Regions from separate parts of the Mus musculus genome. Here region 2 is linked to region 1. The links are chromatin contacts, found by Hi-C in ENCODE. All regions are on one chromosome and are shown on one strand. Each heading gives the region's core, a stretch centred on a gene start or an enhancer-like site at or near the end of the contact. The rest is flanking DNA. Distances are from core to core; before and after follow the strand shown.

Evidence for each region. Hi-C counts contacts between places; a loop is a spot of excess contacts on that map.
Region 2: a map of T-helper 17 cell shows a loop between it and region 1 (148-fold over the local background). The contact joins two enhancer-like sites. A Hi-C loop is called at or near these places in 5 of 37 maps with a recorded cell type or tissue (T-helper 1 cell, T-helper 17 cell, T-helper 2 cell and 1 more).

What each region holds. Positions count from the first base shown.
Region 1 is chr11:61,588,433-61,592,326 of GRCm38, reverse strand. No RefSeq gene overlaps it. Among named protein-coding and RNA genes, the nearest start is that of Epn2, 11 kb to the right of the region's middle. Within about 2 kb of position 1,679, at least 1 of the 3 ENCODE cell types and tissues checked has a DNase peak (open chromatin) inside an H3K27ac peak, as active enhancers do.
Region 2 is chr11:89,185,174-89,189,067 of GRCm38, reverse strand. No RefSeq gene overlaps it. Among named protein-coding and RNA genes, the nearest start is that of Gm38759, 66 kb to the right of the region's middle. Within about 2 kb of position 2,072, at least 2 of the 3 ENCODE cell types and tissues checked have a DNase peak (open chromatin) inside an H3K27ac peak, as active enhancers do.

The DNA of each region.
Region 1 (3,894 bases), core at 430-2,929:
TCTGAGATGCCTGAAGAACAGGACTAGCAGACGAGCCAGAGAGCAGTCCTGTTCCATGCTGGAGCTCAGTTTCCCCATCTGTGCAATGGATGTGAAAGCAAGACCGGGATGGGGATTGGCAGGTGCCGGCTGGTTAACCTGCCCTTCTGCCTTTGCCTGGTGTGTAGGAGGCTTGTGCTTAGCAGCCCAGATGGACAGAATGGGGGTGCTACTTGTCATCCTTTTGCTCAGAGCCTCTCAGCTAAGCACATTTACACCAATTATTAGTAATAGTTGCTGTATATTTTCAACTTATCTTTCTTTTTCTTTAAGACAGGGTTTATGTAGCCAAGGCTAGACTTGAACTCTTTGTTTAGCCAGCCAAGGATGACCTTGAACTCCTGATTCTCCTGCTTCATCCCCCCCCCCCCCAAACAACAAAAGTTTGGGGGATATTTTTGCATGTGGCTAAAATTTGCATTCTCCTACTCTATAGGGCCCCTGGTCTTCTGTCTTTTTTTTTTTTTTTTTTTTTTTTTTTTTTTTTTTTTTTTTTTTTGAGACAGGGTTTCTCTGTATAGCCCTGGCTGTCCTAGAACTCACTCTGTAGACCAGGCTGGCCTCGAACTCAGAAATCTGCCTGCCTCTTCCTCCCAAATGCTGGGATTAAAGGCGTGTGCCTGGATTGTTATACCTTAACGTTTCAGTAGCTATGTCTGTGTCACTTCTGAAGGCTCAGAGATAGATTTGTGGCCTCAGTCCTGCAAAGTAAAAGCAAGGGCAGAGGCAGCAAGAGAGCTGACTACACGTGTCCAGGCTTTTAGATCACCCTGCTGATGCTGAGCTCTGTCAGCCTGGCCCTGAGCTGCTTCCTATGCATAGAGCAATGCCCTGCTACTCTGAGTTAGCAGTTCACCCATCACTGGCAGAGGCAAAGACAGCTCAGAGCTCAGAGATTAACAGTGACCTATTCCCAGTCACACAGCAGTGGTGTGGCAGGGCCTCCTTGCTAGGAACTGTGCTTTCAACCACTGCATATAGGGTGTATCTAGACTGGGAGGGGGGGGCAGTTTCCAAATGGGAAGGCAGGAAAGAAGGAATAGTTTCTCCAGCCTACTCCATAGATCCTTATAGATCCTTTTCCCCACTAATGACAAGGTGCAGTTGCCTGCCTGGCTTTTTCCTACTTGGTCTGCGTGAGAACATCTGGGCAGGGCCTGGCCTCGGGGTCCTGGTGGCTTCTCCTTCTTTTCTGAGGATTAAGATTATGGCTATTCTCAAAGCAGCACTACATAGTTGGGGCAGCCCCAAAGGTCACACCACATTTCCTTGTATACACAGCACTTTCAAATCTTAGGAGGAATAGGAATCTCTCCTTCAGTGAGTAATGCAAATGAAGTGGGAGTATTCTATCCATTTTTTTTTTAAACAGCTGAGAGAAATGAGGTTCAGACAGGAAATTGAGGAAACAGAGTGTGGACGCATTCTGACCTGACCCCTCTCATGAGACCCTGGCAGAAGTCTTAAGATAGTAATGTTATGCTTGTTAGCTCTAGCGAGCTGGTTGGAAAGTGAAGGCCCTGAGGGAGGCAATGTCAACTCTTCAGAGGCGGAGCTAGGATTTGTTTGGACCACGGCACTGGAGACCACACATCCAGCGAGCTCATCCCAGTCTCAGATTTGGACATTTTGTTCCAAATGATCAGCTGATGCTGGCATAGACTGTGATGCAGGCTAGGAGCCATCAGACTACTGGGGACAGTTCCCAGCTTGGTGGCAACTTTTTTCTCTCTACATTTTTTTTTTTTTTAAACAAGCAGGAAGTGATTTGTTACTGCGTATAAAACATGGGTGAAAGGGCCTGGGGTAAAAACCAACCCGATTCAAGCATGAATTCAGTGAGTATTCTGAGCTGATTCAATCTCAGCAAATAAGGGAGGCATAAGTAGGAACAGAGGCTTAGCACAGTTCACTGTCTTTCACGAAGGGTGTGAATGAGCCACGGTCCTGGGAGAACTGCTGTTTTAGTGCATGATTAAACCACAGTTGGAGAAGAAAGGCATCAAGTGAAGTTCTTTGGTCTGGAGAAACGATATGTACTATGCAACATATACCCCGGCCAAACAATGGCCTTGCCGCCTCAGAGGGCTACCTGAGGAGAGAGGGGTTTGTGGAAAGAAATGGAGCAGCCCAGGCAAGATCACCACTTTCCCAGACAGCTTCAGTACCTCAGAAGGGAGATTTGACAAGCAAATTCTCTTTTGCTTGTTTTTCTGTTTGTTTTGAGACAGGGTCTCACTGTGTAGCTCTGGCTATCCTGGAACTCACTATGTAGACCAGGCTAGCCTTAAACTCCAACTGCCTCTGCCTCTCTAATGCTGGATTACTACCACCCCTTCTATTCTTTGTTTTTTTTTTTTTTTTTTTTGGTTTTTCGAGACAGGGTTTCTCTGTATAGTCCTGGCTGTCCTGGAGCTCACTTTGTAGACCAGGCTGGCCTCGAACTCAGAAATCCACCTGCCTCTGCCTCCCGAGTGCTGGGATTAAAGGCGTGCGCCACCACGCCCGGCTCACCCCTTCTATTCTTAACACACAGGGTAGATGCTACAGTTAACCCAATGGAGGAGCCTCATGTGGGTGAGAGGTCAGCTGACAGCACACAAACTGTCCTTGGTTGCTAGCATAAATCCTACCTTTGGGTCTGAGTACCCAAGATAAGTTCCTGTCTAGCAGGAACCGTGGAATTGCTTCTTCTTCCTCTTCCTGTGTAGGAGTCAAGGTTAGGTGTTTTCAGGCTCTTGGTCTCATATCCAAAGAACTGAAAATAAGGACTCACACTGATTTGCAAAAGAAGCAAGATCAGACATTATCATACAGATTAAAAGGAATATACTGTCAAGACTGATGCTGGGCCTCATGGGTGAGGATATTCAAGGGACTTCCTCTTATGGGGGACAAAAGCAGAAAGAATGAGGGGGCAAAAGGGTGAAATTTGTGATTCTCTTTTCTTTGTTGTTTCTATCTACAGAGTGAGTGCCTTTCCATGATATATCTGCGTTTAATCATATATGTTGCCAATTATGCATATACATAAAATGGTAAAAACCCAAAAACCTAAAAGTTTACACCAGGACATAGTTTTGCCTTGTAGCACATCTATCACAACTAGTTCGGGCCCAATAGGTCTTTCTATGATTTATACTGGATACCTTGGAAACATATTGGAGTAGAAACTGTCTAAGGTTAACTTTTGTTATGGGTGGAAAGACTTATACTGTTGGTTAGAAAGAGGTGTACTTGTAGCCCGATGTAGGTGGGGGTTTGAAGCTGCTAGATACATTGTTTGGACAATGGTGTGTGTGTGTGTGTGTGTGTGTGTGTGTGTTTTACAGGCAAAAGAGCTAGACTGTCAAAAGTGCTGTGCTTTGTCACAAGGAACTGGGAGGAACTGGGACGGTTTGAATTCAAACCCAGTAGAGCCCTAGATTGCTACTTTGTTCTCTGTTTCTCTGCCTCAGTACCCAGGACCCTCCCCACAATTGAGCTATGTTTTCTGCTCCTCTCCCTTTTATTTGGGAACAAGGATTCACCTAAGTACTTAGGCAGGTCTTGAGCTGGGCTCCTAAACACTGGGACCACAGGCCTGCACCACCAGGCATGGCTGGAACTGTTCTTGAACTCACCTGGAGAACACATCTGCACAGGAGGGTGAAGACAAATTGGATGGTGGCATGCAGCACTGCCTCTAGGAAGAGGATGCAGGGGACACCATTCTTGGTCCCATGGAACTTTTAGTGATGCCAAGGCATTCAGAACAAGGCCATAGAGGCCAGGGTGTGACTCTGGACTAGATACCTGCTTAGGCATGTGCAAGGATCTGGGTTTCATATCCAAGGCTGAGGGGGAAAAAGACAA
Region 2 (3,894 bases), core at 823-3,322, about 28 Mb before region 1:
AAGAGGTCTGTCACCTTACCTACAGTCACACAGGCTCAGGTTCAGCCTCCAGACCCTGAGCTCTTCCCTGCTCACCATAGAAAACGGAGCTGCTTCAGTTCATGGTCTCTGGCTGCCAAGCATGCAGTGTGAGTGGCTTCTCCCTCCTCTCGCAGAAACTCTGCCATTCCTCTTTAGCTCTGTGAGCGTCGTCAAGGGTTTGCAGTGTGCTTCCTGCAGCATGTATGAGCCAGCACTGGCTGCCATAACAAAACACCACAGAGAGAGCTTACATCTACTTGCTAACAGGCTGGAGGTTGAAGAGCCAAGGTCAAGGTCTGTTGGGGTGTTGGGGTTCATTTTCTTCCCAACTTATACGTATTGCCTCTTCACTGTGTCCTCACCTGGGGAGGAGACAGTCCTCTGACTTCTTTACCCACTGGATCAGAGTCCCATTCTCATGACCTCATTTAACCTCAACTACCTCCTGAAGTCTGTAAGTCACATTAAGGGTCAGGGCTTCGATCTGCAAATTTGGGATGGGGGGGTGGGGGAGATTGCACAATTCAGCCCATAGCAAGCAGTCCCTTAGATGAAGGAGACCCCATATGCTCCTTACTATGTGAGATTGAGAGCCACCTTGGAATTCTGCCAGCAAGACAGCTGTCACCAGATGTAACCCTTTGACTTAATAATATCTCCAAAACAGTGAGTCAAATAAGCGTCCTCTCTTTGTTTAGGGAAAAAAAATTAAATAACACACAAGGAAGAAACTTTCCATTGGCATCTAATACTGAGCATGCCCACAATTGAGGAATTTTTAGGTCCAAGAAGAGGAAAGCAGGTCCAAACCCTGCTTGTCACAAATAAGCGCATGTGACCCGCCCATGTTAGGGGATTTGCCTCAAGCCACATAGTAGTAAAGGCTAATGAACTTATAGCCAGGGCTCCTGATTGCAAGGGTGTAGCAGGTTCTGTTGTTGAGTCTTACGGGAGGATAGTGATTGGAACAGTTTAGACTCGGTCCTCATTAAGTGGTGAGCAGCATATAATTCAGTTTACGTCTTCATGAAAGCCTGGGGGAACAGGCGCTGTCCACAGGTGAAGAAGGCTGTGATGAGGCTCAGAGGTGAGGAACCTCACTGGGGCTCACACGGCTTCTGTTGATGGAATCAGGACCTGCAAATCTGAGCTGCTGCACCATTTGACCAGTGAGCAAGTACCAGCCAAGGAGAACCCACAGTGTCCCAAGGAGGTCGCTTTATCCCTTTGAGCCAAGATTTCTGACCAGGTTAATGTGTGGAGCGTGAGGAGTGTGGCTGTGCCAGGAGTAACAAGGTGAGGAAAGGAAAGAGAGGCAAGCCTCATCAGCTACCCTCCGTCGCTACCTTCCCACGCAGGGAGCCCATGACTATCTGTCTCAACTAAGACACCAGCACACTGGATTTCCTCATTTTCTCCTTTACCTTCAAACTCCCCACCTCTTCATCAGTAGTTAAACCAGCCTCGCAGACAAGTACGAACCGTGCCAGCCCACCCTCCCCTCGGGCGGCAAAGGAAATGAACTTGGCATTTCTAGAGTCCTCACCTGGCATGAATCACGAGGCAGCCCCAAGGGACCAGGGGCAAGGCTGCCTGTCAGGCTGACGGGCCATCTCAGCTTCCCTCCCCGCATGGAAAAAGGAAGGTGCTTACAGAAGAAAAAGTTGGACTGCTGGCTATGGCCCAAAAATGACAGAGGCCCCTCGCTGCCGCTGGCTGCCCCTGGCCCAGGGAACAATAGGGAGGCGCTGTCAGGAAGTGACGCTGAAAATGTCATCCCCCTTGTACCTCCTTCAGCCCCTGGCTAAAGGAGGTTCCTGGAGGGAATATTTTTAGTTTGACAAATGAAAGCCTGGGACCGAGGACAGGAGGGATTAAGGGAGCTCTTCTCTGACACTCCTGGAGACGGAGAGATGATGAGTCAGACACAGAGGGCTTAGGCGCGACTTCGCAAGACATTCCTCAGGCGTGAGCACAGGCAGGCAGCCTCTGGAATGCCTCCCGCTGGCCGCCAGCCGGCCCTGGGCGGCGGGTGAGGAGGGGCTGGCCTGGAGAGCAGCTTCTCCGCCCTCCCCTTGGCACACTGTTGGACAGCAGCTTTGGGAGATCAAAGAGGCCGCCCCAGTGGCTTTCCGGAACTGGGATTCAAAACCCGGGGTGCACTGGGTTCGAAGCCAGCCTTTGCTGCTTCCTGGCTGGTATGGTTGGTGGTTCCTCATGTCTTCTTCTATCTCCAGTCGTCTCATCTACCAGCAGGGAATGTATTTCTGCCCCAAGAAGATGTGGAGAGGAGGTTGCAGCTTTGAAAAGGCATAGAGGGCCTGGAGAGATGATTCAGTGTATAAGAAATCTTGCTCCACAAACATGACGACCTGAGTTTGAAATCCCAGCACGCAGTTAAAACGCCGGGCATAGTTCTATGTGCCTGGAACCGGTGCACTAGAGGATGCAGAGGCAGATAGATTTCCCACACTGAGAGTGTCCAGCTGAGAGAGAGTGAGCTTCAGGTTCAGTGAGAGAGTCTATCTCAAGGCAGTAAAAGGAACATACCCAAAATCCTGCTCTGGCCTCTGCATGTGCACACATAGGCACAGACACCTGCATGCTCCTATGTGCACACACACACATACATACACACACACACACACACACACACACACACACACACACACACGTACAGGACACACACTGATATAAAGTCACCCCAGACACGGAACCCAAATCTCTCACCACAAAGAGAAGCACTTGCCATTTAGTGAGTGCTCTCTTATAAGTCACTCTGTGATCAGAGTCCTATCGCTCAACAGCTCTGGGAAGTGTACGTCATGTTCCCTTCCTTCTCACAGACACAGACCCTAGGAAGGTTCTCTGGCTTGCCTCAGGTTGTAGGGCTAACCTCTGAGATGCTGGCATAGACGGGCTCTGCCTGACTCTGAAACCCGCATCTCATGTCTCCGTGCTAGAGAATCACTGGGCACAGAGCCAGAGTGCAGACTCAAGTAGCAGGTGGGAGCAAAGGAATTGCCTGGGCTGGAGCCTGGGCCCTTGGCAGCTGGCCACTATCATTGTCACAGACCCAGGGCAATCAGTGGGCAGCCAGGAAGGTGCGGGGGGGGGGGGGTTCTTTTAAAGTCAGAACCTGCTCACTTGGGGAGAAGAGAGACTGAGGCAGCCAGCAGGCCCTAGCTGGCTTCTCACTTTTCAAACAGCTGGCTTGGGTGGGTGCTCCCAGGGACCAAGTCACTGAATAAATTCTACAACCCCCCCCCCAAAAAAAAGCAAGTCCATGCTGAGCCACCCATCCCATAGTCCACACATGGCCTACCAACTACGGCTTGGCTTTCCCAGGAGTATGGTGTGACTTTCCCAGGAATACTCAGAGGCAACGCAAGTGTACTACTTCTCAGAAATGTCAGGAGAAAGATTTTTGTCCTGAAATTAATATCATTTCCCTCGTTAGCACCCTCCATTTAAGTAGGTCAATCCGTCTCTTTAACTCATTTTTGTCCCCTCATGGGACGTTGATAGACCTATTTTGTTTTAAACTAAAAATAAAAGGTAGTCCGTGAATTCAATTATTTTCTTTGTTTGGAGGACATAAAGAATGAAGGGGAGGGAAGGAAAGGGAGGGAAAAGTGAAGAAAGTTACATGTTGTGGTAAATATTATTTGGGGGTTCCTATCCCACCTTAGGTTGCTTGGTTTCCAAATTGAAGACACAAACCTTTATGTTTATAATAACCTTAACACACCAGAGCTGCTATTCTGTCTACTTTCCTGTCATCAACCCCAGTATATCACTTGTCATATTCCATCTGGGCCATTCCTACTGCAACAGGCTGGCCTTCGTGGCTATGCGCTCACATTCTATCTA